Linked DNA regions of Homo sapiens: regions 1, 3 and 4 are each linked to region 2. The links are chromatin loops, found by intact Hi-C in ENCODE. Cell type or tissue: heart right ventricle. All regions are shown on one strand. Region 1 overlaps VEGFD (vascular endothelial growth factor D). Region 2 overlaps PIR (pirin). Region 3 overlaps ASB11 (ankyrin repeat and SOCS box containing 11). Region 4 holds the start of VEGFD (vascular endothelial growth factor D).

Region 1 (5,000 bases), 120 kb before region 2:
ATCCCACCAAATTAAAATGGCATCTACGTTAAATGTCATGAGTAAAGGCAAGACAACTCAAGGCATTTACCTGCAGGTGTCTGGGTGAAATAGCTTGTGCTTCTGGCAGCAGGTCTCCAGACTTTCTTTGCACTCAAAGCAACTGCAGTTTTTGGGGTGCTGGATTAGATCTTTGGGACATGGTGTTTTACAGACACACTCGCAACGATCTTCGTCAAACATCATGTGTGGCCCACAGAGAGCTGGTTCCTGGAGATGAGAGTGGTCTAAAGAGAAACAGAAACGTGTTGGTCAGATAGTTGTAGTGTGGCAATTGGATCACCAAAGTTGATTGTATCTTTTATGTCATCCGTAAGTAACTTGGATTCACCCAATCTCCTTCCTATAGATTTATGCCCCTAATTTTTTCACAGGGTGAGGAAGATTAACCTCTGATTTCACAATACAAACACAGGTTTGTGTGTTTTCTTAGGTTTGTGATTTTTAAAATATCATAAGCTGAATATTTTTCATAAAATATTTTTAGAGATTTTTATGTTGATGACTTGTTTAGAATGCAAACTTCCACAACCAAGTATTAGTAATAAAATATAGGATGTCTAAGGGTTATGAATCTAGCTGTCTCCATTTTTTGGTGGAGATTAAAAGGAGAGACACACAAAATAATTGGTGTTGTAGAAATACACCTCAGACATTCCAGGCCAGGCGTAGCAATAGCAATGCATGTCCTCACTGCAGATCATAACACTAGTATAAAAGATATAGGAGTAATAATGAACTTTGATTCCACCAACATCTGCTGGAAGATACATTCAAGTAAAGGGGAGGGTCTGAGAAGTTTTTGACATACTCATCTGACAAATATTTCTTCTAGAAGGTGTATAAAACAATTGAATAGCTACTACTCCAAATCCATTTCTGATTAACAAGTTGAAATTCATTGCAAAATAAATGGAAGAGACAGAAACTTTGGAAGAACTTGACTCTGTCCCTTTAGCATTCTTGAAGGTTTTGGAGGGACGTACATGTTTAGTAGTTTTCTCCCCAAATCTGCTTCTCTCCCAGTTTGCCTCATTTAGGGAATGGTGACATCATTCTTGACTCACCTGCTCTGGTAAGTCTGAGCATCATGTCCACTCAGTTCTGCCTCTCTAAATTTGTTCTTTATTTTCCATCCCCACTACCACTCCCACAATTCAGTCTGTACCTTGTGTTTCTTTTGTAGATGGCTGTCGCTCTGTCACTCATCTCACCACCACAAGTTTTATCCCTCCAACCTATTCTTCTTCACATGATTAACAAATGCAAACCAAATCACTTCATTCCACTGCTTTGAATGCATTAAAAGGTTCCCTTCCCACAATAAAAACCAATTTTCCCACCAGGACATACAAGGCCCTCCATGAACTGGATCATAGTAACCTCACAGACTCATCTTCTGTTTCTTGCTTTCATATATCCTGTGTGTTCCATTTATACCAAATGACAGCACTTTCTGTTGCCCTGATATTCCAGTGCCTCCCAGTCCCATGCCTTTGGCCTTGTCTTTCCTTCTGCCATCCCTTTTCCCTGACATCTTTCCCAATGTCTGCAGGTTTAGCTAAGTGTCCTTATCCTGTGCATATTGCTGTCCGATTCTTTCTTGCACTGATTACATTTGTCTGTTTACTTGTATGTTTCCCCCATTAAGTAAAATGTCCTGAAGGAGAAGGAGCAGGTCTCATTGTTCTGATATAAAATAGGCACTCGATGGATGTTTGTTGGGTTTATTTGGTGTAATAAAAGGGTCCTGAAGCAGGCCGATGTATGGAGCTTCTGGGAATCCCATCCAGCATTCCAAGCCATTGGGTTAAACCATATGTTCTTGCCAATATCTGACTTTAATGACATATCAAAATGAGAATCTCGTGCGGTTCAACTTTATAGTTTAAACTTTTCTGTAATGCACGACGTTTGAGAATGGGTGCTGGAAGGCTAAATCTGAGAAGTCTCCATTTTGAACTTTGTGGAGAGGGAAAATGTGAGCTCTGTAAGTCATATGCCAGTGAGGCAGATGCCGCTTTGGGGTAAGACAAGAGTAACTTGTTAAAGGATAAAGAGGCTTTTTAAAAATTCGCAATGATCACTAGGTGGCAGCAGAAGTTCACTAAGAATACTTCAGACAGGCCCAAGGCCATTGTTGGACAGGGTTGTTCAGGGAAACACAATCCACAAGGTGTTTGCAGAACTTCAGCAGGCTGTTTGGCAGAGTCTGTGCTCACATCCTTATAGCCAAGTTAAAAGAAACAAAAACTGGATGCAAGAGAACTGGTGGTGGAACAGCAAGTAGCTGAGGGTGATATCTTGAAGTATTATGTATTGATTTCCGTCCCTAGAGAGTCTGATGATATGTTCTGTTCTCAGCTTTGTTCCTTTTACCATTTTTATCAATAAACTGATAGAATTTTTTCAAAATAAATTCTTGAAATTGTAGCTCTCTTCAAGAAGGAAGGGATATATTAAGTATTTTAAAATACAGAATTGGGACCTCCTCAATTTATTCTTTTGTGTGTGTGTGTGTTTGTGTATATCGTTTGTTTTAACAATTTAGAGCAATGACCTGACTCTAACAAGACTCAATTAAATTAGACTTGGATTCACTAACCTAAATGTGCTCATCTGGGCAAGAGAAGTCACTGTAGAAAAGGCAGTTGGCTTAACAGTCACATGTGCGGAAAAAAAGTATAGTGAGCAGTAAGCTCAGTAAATCCCATCAATTTGATGGGGCCACTGGAGAAATGAATGTGAACTTGATCCACATTGGGGACTTATAGGAGATGAGAATGAGAAACAATTGTGATCCAGTCCACCCTGCGCCTCTCACTTACATCATTGCTACAACTTCCCAAAAGGTTTCCTGCCTCCTTCCCTGCCCCGAGTCAACACATCCTCTTCTACACTGTTGCTGATATGATTTTGTTAAAATTCTAATGGGTACTGTCACTCTCCTGCTTTAGCCAGTTGTGTGGTTTCCCTTTGTCCTTAGTATCACATCCAAGCTCCCATGCAAGAATTACAAGGTCCTTCTGCTTTGCCCCTGTGAGCCTGTCCAGCTTCTTCTCTCACATCTAACCAGCCCCTTCCCCATTATGTCCCCACCCATTATATCCCCACCATGCTGAACTTCTTCCAGTATGTTCTCTCACCTCCAGCCCTGAGTGCTCATATACCCGCTGCTTAGAACAGCACTTCTCTTCTTCCCTATTCTTCTTACCACCCTCTACACACGTGTACTGGCTGAGTGCCTTCCCAAGAATTATCTCCAGCAGAAATAAGCTGCCTCTCCTAAGGCTACATCCCCTCTCCAAGGCAGCCAATGAACGGTCTACAGGGCTCAGCCTCTTCACCTAGATTTAAGACTTACCCCCGCAGGGGTTCCCAGCTTCAACTTCCCATTGGCTTAGGCTGATGCCTCTTAGCAACTGCGCTGTGGTCTGCTGCCTCTCTCTTTACCCTTTAATGCCTTGTGCCTGCCTACAAACCTCCTCCGTACAAAACTGTCTCAGAGGCTTTGTGCCAGGAAATCCTCAGCTAGAGCCTTTAAGCTCTAAGTATATTGCCCTTCCCACAGTAACTTACTTTCTTTCTCTTTCTTTCTTTCTATCCTTCCTTCCTTCCTTTCTTTTTCTTTCTTTTCTTTCTTTCTTTCTCTCTCTTTCTTTTCTTTTCTTTCTTTCTTTCTCTCTCTCTCTCTTTCTTTTCTTTTCTTTTTCTCTTTCTCTCTTTCTTTCTTTCTTTCTTTTTTTGGAGGCAGAGTCTCACTCTGTCATCCAGGCCCGAGTGCGGTGGCATGACCTCGGCTCACTGCAACCTCTGCCTCCCAGGTTCAAGAGATTCTCATGCCTCAGCCTCCTGAGTAGCTGGGACTACAGGCGCACATCACCATGCCCAGCTATTTTTTTTTTTTTTTTTTTTTTTTTTTTTTTTTTTTTAGTAGTAGTAGAGATGGGATTTCGCCATGTTGGCCCGGCTGGTTTTCTTTTTTTTTTTTTTCTTTTTTTGAGACGGAGTCTCGCTCTGTTGCCCAGGCTGGAGTGCAGTGGCGGGATCTCGGCTCACTGCAAGCTCCGCCTCCCGGGTTCACGCCATTCTCCTGCCTCAGCCTCCCAAGTAGCTGGGACTACAGGCGCCCGCCACTACGCCCGGCTAATTTTTTTTTTGTATTTTTAGTAGAGACGGGGTTTCACCGTTTTAGCCAGGATGGTCTCAATCTCCTGACCTCGTGATCCGCCCGCCTCGGCCTCCCAAAGTGCTGGGACTACAGGCGTGAGCCACCGCGCCCGGCCGGCCCGGCTGGTTTTCAAACTCCCAACCTCAAGTGATCCTCCCATCTCGGCCTCCCAAAGTGCTAGGATTACAGGCATGAGCCACCATTCCCGGCCAACCCCACAAAAATTTTCTAACACTTTTAGAACATGAGTCACATGGAGAAAGAATTAGATTTGTTTTACATGGTTCTATAGGGTAAAACCTGAACTAATGAGTTGATGCTCTTGAGCTGGGCTGTCCAACAAGGTAGCTATGGGCCATATGTGACTATTGGGCATGAAATAGAGAGTCTAAATTGAGATGTGCTGTAAGTGTACAACACACACTGGATTTCAAAGACTTAGCACAAAGAATGTAGGCTAGCTCATAAATTTTTTATATTGATTGCATGTTGAAATGATAGTACATTGGATAGATTGGATTAAATAAAATATATTAAGATAAATTTCACTTGTTTCTTTTTATCTTTTTAATGTAAAATGTGAGTTACATATATGACTCTTATTGTATTCCATTGGGCAGTCTGGTCTGTTCTGGAGAGAGATTTCATTTCAGTATAACAACAGGAGTGTGCCCACCCCTTGGTGCTGCCTCACTGGATGGCGAGTCTCCAAATAACTGATGTATGTTCTGGTAGAGGATGGCTGAACACTTGGTGGGAAGGGTGTAAAGAACATTCAAGATCGGCATGG
Region 2 (5,000 bases):
GAAAACTATGTTTTCCTTTAATTTCCATTTGCTTTAAAATGGTGGCTGTTTTTTTTTTTTTTTTTTTTTTGTCTACTAGTGGCTTGGTAGGAAAAAGAGAAAAACAAAACAAAACACGAGTTGAGGTCATGGCTGATGAGAGATGCCAGCAAGGAACATATTGCATAATAGAAGCTGCTAACTGGTCTTCAAGGATGTCTGAATCCATACAATTAAGGACTCAAGTTATTTTACAAAAATGTTTTCATGACTTGAGTAGAAACCGGGAAAATCACCCAATTGACTAAATTGACTCACCCAATCCCAACCCCACATACGCACCTTCACAAGTTCCAAAAGGTGGTTTTAACAAAAAGGAAAAGATAACCAACACGGTTCAGGTATTCGGCCAATGGATAAATCCGAGTATTTTAAAGCTCTACCAGGTCCTGCCTTACATTTCCCTGCCACCACCCTGCAGAAGCACCAGTGCTTCAGAGACTCCCGCCACTCTGCCCCCTGCAGGTGTGGCCCTGCCTCCAAAAACTACACCGGCTTTGGGGCTCTGGTGCAAACCTCAGGTTTGCCATTTACCAGGTTTGGTATGCAGGGTGAAGTCCCTTCACTTCTTGGAGGCTCAGTCTCCTCATGTACAGCATAGACCTGGGAGGTGAGCTCTCCGAGAGTGGTAAGGACTAAGTGAGTAATGTGTGCAAAGCACCTGGCCCATAACAGGTGATGGGTAAGTCCTAGAGTTGGCACAGCTACCACAGCTCCGTGGGCAGAGATCCCATTCGTGGATCTTCATTCACGCTTCCTGGAATAGTTCCCCCTACCCCCTCCAACAGTCTCATAGTTCACCTCCTCGCTTCACTCAGGCCTCTGTTCAAATGTTACTGCCTAAGAAAGGCCACCTCCAACCAGCCCATCTGGTCTAATTTATCAATCAATTCTGTATCCTCCAACCATGGTTTGTTTCTTCTTCCTAGCTTTTTCACCATGGGACACTATATTATGTAATTATTTGTTATTCATTTATTGTCTGTCTTCATTAAGAGAATGTAAGCCCCATGAAGGCAGGGACTTTTTTAACTTAGCTACTATGGTGCCTAGCATACAGCTGGCACTGAAGATTTGTTCAATGAATGAATGAATTGATCAATCAATCGATGGATGGATGGATGAATAGCATCTTATATTTGCATAGCATTTCAGCATTTACAAAGCATCTGATCCTGGAAATATGTGATCACCTATATATTACTGATGAAAACATCGTGGCTTAGTGAGATTAAGGTTACAGTTAACAATAGCAGAACAAAGATCTAAAACAACATTATCTGTCCCTGAGAATAAAACTACTTTCACTCCCCCACCCCCATGCTGCCTCACAAATGCTGACGGCATATTGCCAGTAACGTATGTGCTGGGAGCACAGGGCTTGTCTCAGAGGAGAAATCCCATGACAATTGCAATAGGAGCCAGAACTGCAGGGATTTCACACAGGTAACAAGGGGACTTTGCCAACTTCAATGGCTTCAGGCAAACTGGCTATTTCAGGCAAAGAAAGGGTCCTACTGCTAATATACACAAAGCTGAAAATAGGCCTCATGATTTCTGAGTGAAGGGAGTAGGTTTATGGAAGATCCCAAAGCTACAGGATCCTGAGATGAGGTGATCATGAAATCCTTCTTTGGTGTGGGTATCAAAGAGTTCTACCTACCATCTAACTACAAAGAAAAGAACAACTGACTTATTTGTCTCTTATTTTTTTACGTTGTTCCCATTCTCAAGTCTCCCAAACCTATTTTTTTCTTTCACTCTGATTAAAATTTCTGACATGGACATCAAGGTTCTATGATAATCATATTCCCAAACCTAACTACTCAAAAGAGCTGAATTACAAACTCCCTCAGAAACTTCCAGCTGCTTCTAGAACCCCAGGACCAGGCATGCCCCTTCTCCTTCAAACCCAGATCAGGAATAAATGTTTTGGGGAATCTCTTCAGACAAGCTATGCCTGGGTCGCCATGTAATCAGCAGCCCAACTTCTTAACTGGCACCACCTACATCTGGCAAAACTGTGCTCAAGATGTTCATTTCCATTGTTTTAATTTCCATGTTATACTGAAGGGGCCTGAAGGGAATGGTTTGCTAACTTCTATGACTACCCAAATTTCCACATAAACGGGTAGTCGGAACTATTGTTGCTTAAGAGAGCCCTCTGCTGACACAAATTATGTGTGCTCATTCTTTTCCTAAAATCAAACCTCACCAAACCAGACCTATGTCTCGCCAACAGATCCACTGATTACTAAATATGTCTTGTAGCACATGCATGGCGTCTCTGCTTAAAGACTGTGTGTCACTGTGGCAGGCTGCCATCTAGTCATTAAGGGATCAGCTATGTTGTGGCATAGAGGGAAGTTCTTCTGCTTAGTACAGTCTCCAGTTAAAAGTTGTTAAGGCAGATGCCTAAGAATGAAGTGCCTGAAAACACTTGTTTGCACATATGGTCTTGGGCAGGTTTGGGACTCACAGGGGTCTTACAGAGGAAGAGGTTTCAGAGACTCATGTCGATTTTCCTTTTAATATTTTGTTAAAATTTCATTATAACAATATTTAATTAAGCAGCTGACACCTTTTTATGGGTACGTTATTATTATGATTCCCTGATTCAATTCACTGTAGATTTAATTTCTCAAACTTTGAGTGAGTGTGATCATTGAACTTGATGTTATTGGGCCCCAGGCCCCAGGATTTTGGACATCAAGAAGCAATAAAACATTTTAAAATAAAGGGGTCTGAGAGAGGGATGCCAATTTTTTGCCTTCCTTAGTCTTTTAAAAATAAAAGTTAAATTTTGGAATAATTTTTAAGTTTACATAACAATTGTAAAGATAGTATGGAGAGTCCACCCAGCTTCTCCTGCCATTAACATATTATATAACCTCAGAACATTTGCCAAGACTAAGAAACCAATGTTGATACACTGCCATTAACTAAAGTATATCACTTATGTGGCTTTCACCAGTTTTTCTATGAATATCCATTTTTGGTTCAGGATCCATGTCATCATGTCCCCTTGGTTTCTTCCATCTGTGACAGTTTCTCACTCTTTCCTTGTTTTTCATGAGCTTGATAATTTTGAAGAGTACTGGTGAAGTATTTTATAGAATACTCCTCAATGGTGGGTGGGGGTGCCAACTTTTAAATTCAGATTGTGAAAGGTAAAAATTATCTACTATGGTCATCATTTCATAAAAGAAAGGCCATTCTAACAACCAAAAAAAGGAAGAATAGCAATATCTGAATAAAGAACAGTCTTTTAAATAAAATAAATTTATCTCTAGGAAAAGGCCCACTACTTTGCTAATCATTCCTCCCTCCCCTTTCTTTTTCTTTCTTTCGTTCTGGCCCACCCAAGATAAAATGTCATTACAAACTCACAAACAGGAAGTCAGGAATCACCTAGAAGGAACACAGTGGTCATTGCTTCCATACCTTCAGGGAGCTACCACTCTAGCAGAAGATAAACCACTAAAATATGCAGACAAGAGAAATGAAAGCTAAAGAGAAGTACAAGCAAATCTAGAAGAAAGATTGATTGTGACAAAGATTCCAGAGGAATGAGGGAGTAATTCGTGGAGGAGGAATCCTCCCAGGTGGGTCTTAAAAAGAAGAAATTTGGGGGAAAAAATTAAGGTAGGGTGGGGAGAAAAGGTATACAGAAAGAGGGAAAAATTAGGTTGTAGTAAGTTATAAGCGACTGAAACATGAATTTATTATCATGTTACTACTAGATCATGAACAGTGTTGCAGCTATAAGAAGTAAGGTAAATGATTGTCCTTAAATAGCCAGGTACAATCAACCTAACCCATTTCCTCATTATACTGGAAGTTCAGAGGACAAGTGAGAGCACTATTTTGGACTTACAGATAGGAAAATTCAGATCCCTGGACCATGAAAGCATAGGTCCCACAGTAAGTGAGTGGCAGAAGGAGTATGGGGTGTTTATTCATAGTTTTATGGTCTATGTCACCTGCACAATCTCATTTCTAATGGTATTAAAAATCTTTTAATCATCTGAATGTGTCAAAGTATTGAGAAAATATCAGATATATAGAAAGGGAACTTTGTTCCAGAAGGAGTGGTAGCAAAAAAGAGTGGACAAATGTGGGCCTGGGATCATATGGGCCCACCAAATCTTGCTCTGTATGGCCTGTGTGAACTTCGCAAGTCACCGCCTCCCTGAACCTTAGTTTCCTCATGTGTAAAATGGGGGAGATAACAATTTTTACTTTTCAAGATTGTTTTGAGGCTTACAGGTAACGTATCAACATATGAAGCTTCTCATATATCAGTAGTTAATACTGTTGCATGGCAAATTTCCTTCAAGTTTAATCCTGTGTAGTCAGGCCTGTGATTCTAAGAGTCTGTTGATTGGATGACTCTGAAGCAGCTTTGTTAATAGTGTGGACAATTTGCATGAAGCTTTTTATCATTTAATGATCTATGTTAATTTACTTTGGACTTATTTCTCGTTTCACTTGAAAAGCTTTATTTTATATTTGGTGATATAAAATAATGTTTTAATGATTGGCTTATAGTCTTTATTACATTTCCCCCCACTCAATTTTTCTTTCTTTCTTTCTTTCTTTCTTTTTTTTTTTTTTTTTTGAGACAGAGTTTCACTCTTGTTGCCCAGGCTGGAGTGCAATGGTGTGATCTCAGCTCACTGCAACCTCCACCTCCTGAGTTCAAGCGAATCTCCTGCCTCAGCCTCCCGAGTAGCTGGGATTACAGGCGCCCACCACCACGCCCAGCTAATTTTTTGTATTTTCAGTAGAGACGGGGTTTCACCATGTTGGCCAGGCTGGTCTTGAACTCCTGACCTCAAGTGATCCACCTGCCTTAGCCTCCAAAAGTGCTGGGATTACAGGCGTGAGCCACCGCGCCCAGCGCACCCCGGCCCCCCACCCCCCCAACACTCAATTTTTCTACTTAAAAACTCTTGGAA
Region 3 (5,000 bases), 170 kb before region 2:
ACCAGCCCAGCCCTTACCCACAGTGGGTAAGCCATCTGGAAGGTAAACTATCATTAAACATTAACAGATGCATCTGGCCAGACAGACCCAAGTGGGCAGGGGCAGTACTCACGTGTGCACCATTTTCCAATAAGGCTTTGGCACAGGCCACGTGACCTCCAAGGCATGCCTCGTGGAGAGAAGACACCCGGTTAATTGTCACAAGGTTCACATTGACACCCTATAATTTAGAAAGAAGAGAGTTTATTTATTTTTTACAGACTGGGGTCTCACTGTGTTGCCCAGGCTGGTCTCAAACTCCTGGCCTCAAGTGATCTTCCTGCCTCAGCATCCTGAGTAGCTGGGATTTCAAGTGCAAGCCACCAAGCCCAGCAGAAGAGAGTGAAATACTGCATTAGTGATAGCAATGAAAGCAATGTTGTTTCACATGTTTCTGACATTTTCACAGTCTGTGGGTGTAATATTAGTACCATAGAGAGAGAAGTAGAAGTTACGATCAGGGGAGCCTAAAGACAGCATGACAGCCTCACATTCATTTATCCAAAAGAATGTTAATTCTGCATTCTGGAGCAGGTAATGTACTAGGACCTGGGTCTTCAAAACTTATGACATGGGTCTCTCTTCTCCCAGAGCCTACTGGGGAGGCAGAAATGAAAGACAAAAGAGCAAGAATATTGCTATACTGGAAGCATGTCCAAAATTAGTTTGGGAGCATAGGATATCCTTGAATCTGGCTTGGGGAGTAAGAAAAACCTTGCAAATGAGGTAGTATTTAGCTAAGACTTGAAGCATAAAATGTTTCAAGCTGTGAAGACCAAGAAAGAGTATGCCATTAGGAGAGAATAGAAACTGCAAATTCAGGAAGCAACAGGAAGTTATTTCCTGTTGCTTCCTGTTGCTTCCTGTGGCAGGGCCACAGTCGGATTTCTGGAACAGAAAGAACCCACAGAAAGTAGAAGCAGGAGATGGGAGGAGACAAAGGAGGACAGTAAGCTGGAGCTAGGTCATGAAAGGCCTTGATTTCCAAACAAGGAGGGCATGTCTTAGAGGAAATGGAGCACCTATGAAGTCTGCTAGGCTGCGGAGGGTCTGGAGCTAATAGATTAGCCTTTTTAGAAGCTTACTGGTAGCAGCATGGAGGGTTGATTGCAGGAGTAGGGATGTAAGACCAAAGCAAGGAGAGCCACAGAGATGTCACTATGAGTCTAGGAACAGGCTGGCATGGGCCTGCTGTGGCTGTGAATAACAGTAGGTATGAGGTATAGATGATGGAGTGCAGACAAGTTCAGGAGGTCGAGCTGGATCTGAAACAAAACAATAACTCCCAGGCTTAAGAGTAAGTAGACTGTGCTCCTAGGATTCATGTGCTGTGGAGTAGCAGCACTGCTTCAGCCATGACTCCACTGTGTGCAGAGGTCTCTGAAGTCCTAGAGTCCGGGGCCAGCGGACTTCTCCTAACCTTCATCTCCTCACCCAGGTATGAGTGCCTCCACCCTGTCCTAACACATTCTCCCTCCCCATACTACCATGTGTCCCCTTCCTTGTCCTGGACTCCATGTGACAGATGACAAGGTCAGCCTAGCTGCTGGACAACTCTGACTTCATAACCTGATTTTAACAACTTGGCTCTTACCATTTCCCTCCCTCTGATGATCACGTTCTATCTGCAAAAGTGTTGACAAAAACAGTCAAACTATAAAATATTTGAAGAGATTTATTCTGAGCCAAATATAAGTGACCAATGGCCTGTGACAAGCTCTCAGGAGATCCAGAGAACATGTGCCCAGGGTAGTCAGGGCACAGCCTAGTTTTATACATTTTAGGGAAACATGAGACATCAATCAAATACATGTAAAATGTACATTTGTTTGGCCTGGGAAGGTTGGACAACTCAAAGTGGGGGCCTGGGGCTCCAGATTATAGACAGATTGAAAATTTTTCTGATTGGCAATTGGTTGAAAGAGTTATTATCAATAGAAATGTCTGTCTGGGTTACAATAAGGGGTTGTGGAGACAAAAGTTTTATCATGTGGATGAAGCCTCCAGGTAGCAGGCTTCAGAGAGAATAGATTGTAAATGTTTCTTATCAGACTTAAGGTCTGTGTTGATGTTAAATTCTGGTCATCTTTTCCTGAGTTCCAAAAGGGAGGAGGGTATAATGAGGCATGTTCAACCCCCCTTTCCTGTCATGGCCTGAACCAGTTTTTCAGGTTAGTTTTGGAATGCCCTGGCTGAGAGGAGGGGTACATTCAGATGGTTGGAGAGGGGGTGCTTAGAATTTTATTTTTGATTTATAAAAGGAATTAGGTCCCTGGTCTGTCCTTCCCAGCCGAGTCCTGCTTTTGATCCTATGCCTTGTAACTGACCAACTGAAAGCTTCCAAAACCCAATGCCATGACCCTGAACCCCGAACTCCTACTTACACGGCCACCATCTCCTGCCAGATCTCTGGCTGCATCCTTGCTGTGGCCAGCAGCTGTGATTTCCCAGAATTGTCCCTTCATCATAAGGCCTCTTTTTGACTCCTGAATTCTGTCTATTTTCATGTCCTGAATATGACATCATTACTCTAGATCTGTGCTACATATTTCAAACTGGGCATCTAATAAGAGTTAGAAAAAGTCTTTTCATTTTTCTTTTCCTTTTGAGAAAATAAGAAAAAACAGACTAGTCCACAAGGTGGCAGAAGTGTGCTAGAAAAAACTGTTACGGTGCAAAATCTCAGAATCCCTGAAATTGTAGAAATGTGATGCTGGAAAGGCCTGAAAGATCATCTAGAGTGGATCACCTCAATTGTGCATGAGAAAATGGAGGAGTAGAATGTTCAAATACTTTTTAAGACTGGTTGTCAGTGACAGCCAGCAGTGTAACCAAGAGCTCCTGAATCTTGGTTTAATGTTTTACTCACATTTACTCACATTAGCTTAATGTTTTACTCATATCGGTTTAATGTTTTACTCACATCGATCATATTATCTAAATGTAAAATAAAGTTTATAAAAGTAGACAAATACATTTTTTAACAGTGTATAAGAGTAAAGAAGTAGGGGTGTAAAAGAAAAAGTTGAACTTTTGTATAAAGAATGCCCCCTTACACATTTAACCATATTATTGAAGCTAATATGCTTATTAAGTATAGTTAGTGCAATGTGGGATCCTGGAACAGAAATAGGACATGAGAGGAAAAACTGGTGAAATCACAATAGTGTGCAGTTTAGTCAGTGGTATTGTATCAATGTTAACTTCGTATTTTTGACTAATGTACCATAGCTATGTAAGATGTCAATATTAAAGGAAGTTGGGTGAAGGGTACAGTGTATATGGGAACTGTCTGTATCCTTTTCAACTCTTCTTTAAAATTATACAAAAATTTAAAAAGCCTATTAAAAATATACCAATGAAAGTATTGAGGTGGGAGACTGAGAGAGAAGAGGTGGGTGGGAGACTGAGAGAGAAGAGGTGGGTGCAAGACGTTTCATTGTGCACCTTTTTAATTTTATTTATTTATTTATTTTATTGAGACAGAGTTTCACTCTTTCACCCAGGCTGGAGTGAAGTGACGCGATCTCGGTTCACTGCAACCTCCACCCCGCCAGGTTCAAACGATTTTCCTGCCTCAGCCTCCCAAGTAGCTGGGATTATAGGCGCCCACCACCACGCCTGGCTAATTTTTGTACTTTTAGTACAGATGGGGTTTCACCATGTTGCCCAGGCTGGTCTCGAACTCCTGACCTCAGGTGATCCACCCACCTTGGCCTCCTAAAGTGCTAGGATTACAGGCGTGAGCCACCACATCCGGCCAGTCCACCTTTTTAAATAATTGTAATTTTTGAACTATGTGAATATATTACCTATTAAAAATAATCAAATCACATCCAATTTAAAGTACTTAAAAATAAATAAGCAAGTGATAAAATCAGGTACAAAGTTCATTTGATCATTGCTGGCAGTGCTGATTTCCATTTACCTCTACTTTTTAAGAAGTAACACAACTCATAAAGGAGAAATCAAAAAACAAATAAATGAAAAATACATACACATGCACACACAGACAGAGAGAGAGAGACAGAGAGAGAGAGAGAAAGAAAAAGAGAGAGAGAGAGCAGTGCACCCAGTGGTTTAAATTCAAAGTAGCAAGAAAGCCAGATGATTGCCTAGTTGTGGAAGAAAGACATGATGGCTTACCTCCTCTGTATAAATGTAGACCCTAAAACATACAAAGCAAATGGAGCCTGCACACTTTCATTCATTCATTTCACAAATACTTACCAGGCCCCTACTCATTTTTCAAGGTGCTGGGGATGTAGTCATAAATATAAATAAAGTAGCCTTCATAACTAAGACTTCAATAAATGTTCCCTGGGGAGTCAGATTTACCCATTGTCAACCTATTTTAATGCTTGTTCTTAAAATAGTGTATCATTGGGATAGGCAGCCTCTAAGATAGCACCCAGTAATCCTGGAATCCAGGTATTGCCTCCCTTGTATAATCCCTGCCCCTTGAGTGTGGGCTGGACTTGTTGACTCACACCTAATGAGTAGAATATGGCAGAAGTGACAGAATGTCACTTCGGAGATGAGGTTATAAAACAACTGTGACTTCCTTCTTAGGTACCTCTTGCACTCTCTCTGAGAGAAGCCAGCTGCCATCTCATGACACAGCCCTGTGGAGAGGCTCATGTGGCAAGGAATTGAGGTTTCCCAACAACCACGTGAGTGAGTTTGAAAGCAGATCCTGCCCGCCTTGAGCCATGAGATGACTGCAGCCCTGGCTGACACGTGGCAGCCTGTGAGAGACCCAGAGCCAGAATCACCTAGCTAAGCTGCTCCCTGGCCCACAGAAACCATGAAAATCCAAGTTTCTGTTGTTTTCAGCCATTATGCTTTGAGGTCATTTTTTAGGCAGCAATAGCTGACTAACTTAGCTTCAGGACTGCTGGTGCTAATGCATGCTGGAAGAGCATGAGGTGAGTTAGTGCAACAAACATTTGAGAGCATTC
Region 4 (5,000 bases), 86 kb before region 2:
AACACAAATGTAAAGAAGTCTTGTGAGCCATGTGGCTTCTCATGAAAGAAGTATCCCACATTCCTGTGGATCTTGGACTGATTCTAGTCTTACACAGAATGTGAATGACTCCATCACCCACCAATATTCTTCTACCAGTGTAATTAAGAAAGAGGGTGGATAAAAAAAGACAGTACACAGGGAAGATAAAGCAGAAAGAAACAAATTCTGTCAGAAAAAAGTTGTGAAAGCCTACTATGGCCTGGTATTCCTTTGTTGCAATAGTGACATGTCTTCATTAGTGACATTGAAAAGATTTATGAAGGCTGGCTTTCCCCAGCATCTTCAGAAGACTCACAGAATTTCTGGGGGACAAGAATTGTTTATTAAATAAACCAGAAATAGTGCTGGCCAGAAGGCCAATGTGAATGAGAGAAGAGTGAGGATGTAGATACTTATTTACCAAATGTCCAGAGTGTCTACCACATTGTACTTAGGGCTGTCACATACAGATATGTCTATATGCATGGAGCACCCTAGAGTTGTGCAGTGCACATCGTGTACAACTGTATATGACTGTCTGAGCTGTATTAAAAAGCTGGAGAAAATAGAAACAGAAATAAATTCCACATCTAGGCCGTAATCTGATTATATTAATGAACGATGCATAGGTACTGGGTTAAGCTTATTTCTAGAGGAAAACGTGTTCTTCTTAGACTGAGAAACTTAACAGCTAAATAGTATACACAGTGGATTTGAAATCTTAAGTTGAGATTTTCAAACAGATTTGTCTCAGTTCACATGTTCCATGCACTGCTGACTCCAAACAGCTATCCTTGCAAACACAAGTGGTAAGACTAATGAAATTAGGAGGCCTTACACCCAAATGGCATTAAGCACAATCGTCCAGAGCACTAGTAGCTATTTCATGATTGCTACAGGAAAAAAAAAAATCTTCACAGATACCTAGAACTATCGTAGAGGCAATGCTAGTCTAAGCTGGAAAACTGGACAATCTTCAAAGCTAGAAAGTGAAAACTGGGCTGGGGGTGGCTGGAGGACAACCTAGGAGCAAAATTGGCATCACCATCCATTCTGGAAAAGAGGTGGTTAGAAGAGGGGAGGGTGAGGAGAAAGAAATACATATGGACCAAGTACCGAGGAAGACCATGAATTTCTTATAATAAATAAAACATTTTATTTCAAAAAGTAAAAAAAAAAAAACAAAAAATTCAAATACCACCACCCTAAACCATTACCACCATGAATATGTTTTCACACTACATTTTAATTTTAACAAGAAGAACTTTAACATTTAGAAACATTATTTCCTCTTAGATTTTCTTTTCTTAAAAGTTGGGGAAAAAAGAAAACTATAACCAATATTATATATCTCATTATCCCTTACCACTCAGTCATATCTATGCCAAAACTTCTGTTTAGCTATAGGCAATCCTTTCCTTCATATCAGAAATAATTTAATTGAGCGAGGGGTAGGGTGGATATAAGTTCAGTATATGTAGCTTCACTTTTTAAAGGAAATTCTGATATATTCTGAAAAAAAATTGCTAATCGTATTAGTAAGTATATAATGCTGCATCCTCCACGTGTAACAACTTGTTTTCTGTCACATGCAAATTCAGCTGCTTTCCTTCGTTACTCCATTCAACAAATTTATATATTAACAGTACATTCAAAGCATTTAAAACTTCACAGTGCCAGCCGGGCGCGGTGGCTCACGCCTGTAATCCCAGCACTATGGGAGGCCAAGGCGGGCAGATCATCAGGTCAGGAGATCGAGACCATCCTGGCTAACACAGTGAAACCCTGTCTCTACTAAAAATACAAAAAATTAGCCCGGCATGGTGGCACGTGCCTATAATTCCAGCTACTCGAGAGGCTGAGGCAGGGGAATCACTTGAACCCGGGAGGCAGAGGTTGCAGCGAGCTGAGATTGCATCACTACACTCCAGCCTGGGTGACAGAGTGAGACTCCGTCTCAAATAAATAAATAAATAAATAAATAAAACTTCACAGTGCCCAGGACACCTGAGACATTCTTGGTGCTTGTGCTCTTTGAAAGAGCTGAGCAACCTAAAGAATATGACTTATGTCCAACAATTCAGTCTCCTTTATTATACCATCAGATAAAGTGATGTTTTACAAGGAAAATGGAAATATTTTAAAACTCGAGGAGCCCAGCACATCTAAAGGATTTCTGTTTCATGAACTTACGAAAAAGCTGGACAGTCGGAAAAGTCTTACTTGCTTCAAACAAGTCAGACCGTTTTCTCCTGTTACCTATGCTTACAGTCAGATTCCCATTTACCTACAATCTGGCCTTGAGATCCAATATCAAGGCTGGTGGCAGTAAAATGGAGCCAAACACTGTGATTTCTCCCATGTAAATTTGGAATTTGAGAAGTTAGAAAAGTGCTGGCTGCCAGACAAGGTGACTTCCCACTCACCTCCAGCTCAGTGTTCAACATTTTTAAATATCAGCCCCCACCCTCGCCAGGCCACCAACACCAGCCAGGAGCCTTTGAAGACACTTTCCCCCTATGCAATTTGAATGTATAACGTATTTTAAACTACATACCATATGTACTGTATGTACGTCTGTGCGTGATGTATCAAAAGGGTAAAACTTTTTCATCCCTCCACGAACCAATTTTCCCCTGCTGGGGGCGATATCACCCCTGTTGAAAATGCACGTCCTAAACAACAGCTACAAAAACTCAAACTCACATTTAATTGTCTTTTCAAGGCCAGAAGTTCCTAAATCAATAATGATTTAGCACCACTTCAGTCAAAACAATTACATCCGAATCATTTTCAAAATAGAAGCTTAAAATATATATAATCCATGAAATGCATAAAATTGGGCTAAGTATTGTTCCAGCAGTCAGCAACATTCTGGTTAATTTTTTGCATTACTCTCTGTTCGTTAAGCTCTATTTGATGCTTGCTCACAGAACCAAAGATTTGATTAGTGTTGAATTTTACACCTTTCAAGAAGCGAAAAAACCAAACACTCTCTGAGAAAACATTTTTCTGGATGGCAGCAATTGGTAATTTGCAAAAGCAGATAGAAAATGTTCATAGAAAGCACTGCAATTTTCAATTTACCAAACGAATAAACTAACCTCTGCTGCTCACAAAGACCTGAAAATAAATGGCCCACAAAGTTATCAGTCATAAAAACAAATCAATGTTTCATTAAAAAACCACTGTGCCATCTGCATATGCAACCGAGGAGAAACTTCTCCATCCAAAAAGATTCCAGACTGCTCATGTTCTACCATAACTTCAAAAAACAACCAACCCCCACCCCAGCATTTTCAAATACTCATGGCCAGAAGTTTAATAAGACTAAGAAACAGAACAGTCACCAAGAAATGCAGGATATATCCTGTCCAGTCCACTACTAGGATGGTTCTGCATTTTTATATTGTTTCAAAAATAGTGAGGGCAAAGAAAGTCCTCTGTATGAGCCAATAAAAAGAACTTCATCACATTAAAAATTGAGCTCACCTACCTTCACTGGTCCATGTTCATTACTGGAGCCCTGCACCAGCTGGACGTACAACATCATGAAAACATTCACCACTACCCACTCTCTGTACATTTTGAATATTTCAATATCCACTGATTACTAAGCAGTTGACATCAGGCAGCTAGAGAAAATTGTTTCAAAAGGCATTCTCCAGAAGGAAAGTTTGAAACCTCAAAACTTCACACAGAAAACCAAATAATCAGTTCTGATCAAAATCCAATGAAATTATTTCAATTAGGCAAGGTACGCTTTTTTTGCACAATCTTAGGGGTGGGGAGAGAGAGATGAAAAAAATCAAAATGTTCTCCAAAAATAATCAGAAGGTGGACATGTCTTCTACCTGAAATTAGAAAGCACTCTAAATTTACTTCATGTCCAGAAAATTAAAAAAATCTCTCCAATGTATGCCGCAGGTTCTAGTTGCTTTGTAAGGAGGTGGTGTGGCCACCAATGCTTACAGCTACAGAAAGCTGGAACCCAACTCTGGATTGAAACTTTTTTGCACAACCTTCATGGAAGCTTGCAGAAGCATGTGTCTTAAATCTGACACAGATTTTGGCAGAAAATGCAGAGAAGTCTTGGCTGTAATCCTGTTGCGTCCCTACCAATAGCAGGGCAGTTTTAAGAACTGACTCAAATGTTCAGGGCTGCCGTTATTTTAAAGCAGATAACCTGTAACATGAAACCCCAGCACATAGCTTTGACCTTTGTATCTCAGTGGGATTGCTTAAGAAGGGACCTCAGATGCTCATGCATCTGCTGCCAATGACACACAGAAAGCAATCAAATATGATTTTTAAAACCTGCACATGCACAAAAATAATAAAAACATCCATCCATACATGCAAAAAAAGGCAAACATACACAAAACGACTTTTTAAACAGAAGCTTAGTAACTTAGGTATCTCAAATGAAAAACACTGATTTTTAAAGAAACAATGATTAGGTTTATTTGCATGTGCCAGGAAATATCCTACATTTATTGTTACAAAAACCATGTTATCACGTTAGTGTGGAATTCTTTAGAAGCACCGGCTAAATAAGCTTTAGAAATGGAATGCCTTCAATGGCTCAATCTCAGAAATGGCAAAATTCTAGGACACATCAAGACCTGCTCTTCCGCTTTCCACTAGTTCCCAATCTTTGATTTCCAGGTTTTGGCCCTTTCAAACCCATTTTTTGCGTTTCTGAAATCAAGAATAGCTTGAGAAATCTCTTCATTGGTGTTCATCACAAATGGACCTAGGGCAGAAAGAGACATTCAGAAAGTTCTGGGTGGCAATATTTTCCTCTACCACTAGAAATGATATATATTTCTGTAGTTCTTAATTTAAAACAAAATCCAAGCACATCCGAAGAGTAAAAGTTTATTTTCACAGTGTTCAATCCCCAAGGACTGTAAGATGAGTTTCTTGACTAGGATTGTATATGATTATTGATTATAAAGACGAAACTTCAGATAAAT

What was found. Hi-C counts contacts between places; a loop is a spot of excess contacts. Peaks named below come from ENCODE experiments on the same cell type or tissue, not always from the same donor. Only the 100,000 strongest peaks of a DNase experiment are listed, where the experiment ranks them.
Region 1: a loop joins it to region 2, with 7 times the contacts of the local background. A loop is called at or near these places in 89 of 110 quality-filtered maps.
Region 3: a loop joins it to region 2, with 4 times the contacts of the local background. A loop is called at or near these places in 35 of 110 quality-filtered maps.
Region 4: a loop joins it to region 2, with 2.1 times the contacts of the local background. A loop is called at or near these places in 4 of 110 quality-filtered maps.

Annotation. Positions count from the first base shown.
Region 1 is chrX:15,347,094-15,352,093 of GRCh38, forward strand. VEGFD (vascular endothelial growth factor D) reads right to left here. Exons shown (of 7, transcript NM_004469.5): 6 at 71-266. PIR-FIGF (PIR-FIGF readthrough) reads right to left here. Exons shown (of 15, transcript NR_037859.2): 14 at 71-266. Among named protein-coding and RNA genes, the nearest start is that of PIGA, 14 kb to the left of the region's middle. In heart right ventricle, a CTCF peak has its summit at 2,134 (motif pointing right); no DNase peak of the experiment used is centred here.
Region 2 is chrX:15,465,959-15,470,958 of GRCh38, forward strand. The region is part of intron 3 of PIR (pirin); the gene reads right to left. All of the region lies in intron 2 of PIR-FIGF (PIR-FIGF readthrough), which reads right to left. Among named protein-coding and RNA genes, the nearest start is that of PIR-FIGF, 23 kb to the right of the region's middle. In heart right ventricle, a CTCF peak has its summit at 2,201 (motif pointing left); no DNase peak of the experiment used is centred here; H3K27ac peaks cover 943 bases.
Region 3 is chrX:15,297,462-15,302,461 of GRCh38, forward strand. It overlaps ASB11 (ankyrin repeat and SOCS box containing 11), which reads right to left. Exons shown (of 7, transcript NM_080873.3): 3 at 113-220. Among named protein-coding and RNA genes, the nearest start is that of ASB11, 16 kb to the right of the region's middle. RefSeq lists an enhancer at 766-1,060. In heart right ventricle, a CTCF peak has its summit at 2,688 (motif pointing right); a DNase peak (open chromatin) is centred at 4,710; H3K27ac peaks cover 3,517 bases.
Region 4 is chrX:15,380,340-15,385,339 of GRCh38, forward strand. VEGFD (vascular endothelial growth factor D) reads right to left here and starts at 4,074. Exons shown (of 7, transcript NM_004469.5): 1 at 3,518-4,074. The coding sequence starts at 3,607. It overlaps PIR (pirin), which reads right to left. Exons shown (of 10, transcript NM_001018109.3): 10 at 4,460-4,777. The coding sequence ends at 4,665. All of the region lies in intron 9 of PIR-FIGF (PIR-FIGF readthrough), which reads right to left. In heart right ventricle, a CTCF peak has its summit at 2,672; no DNase peak of the experiment used is centred here; H3K4me3 peaks cover 549 bases.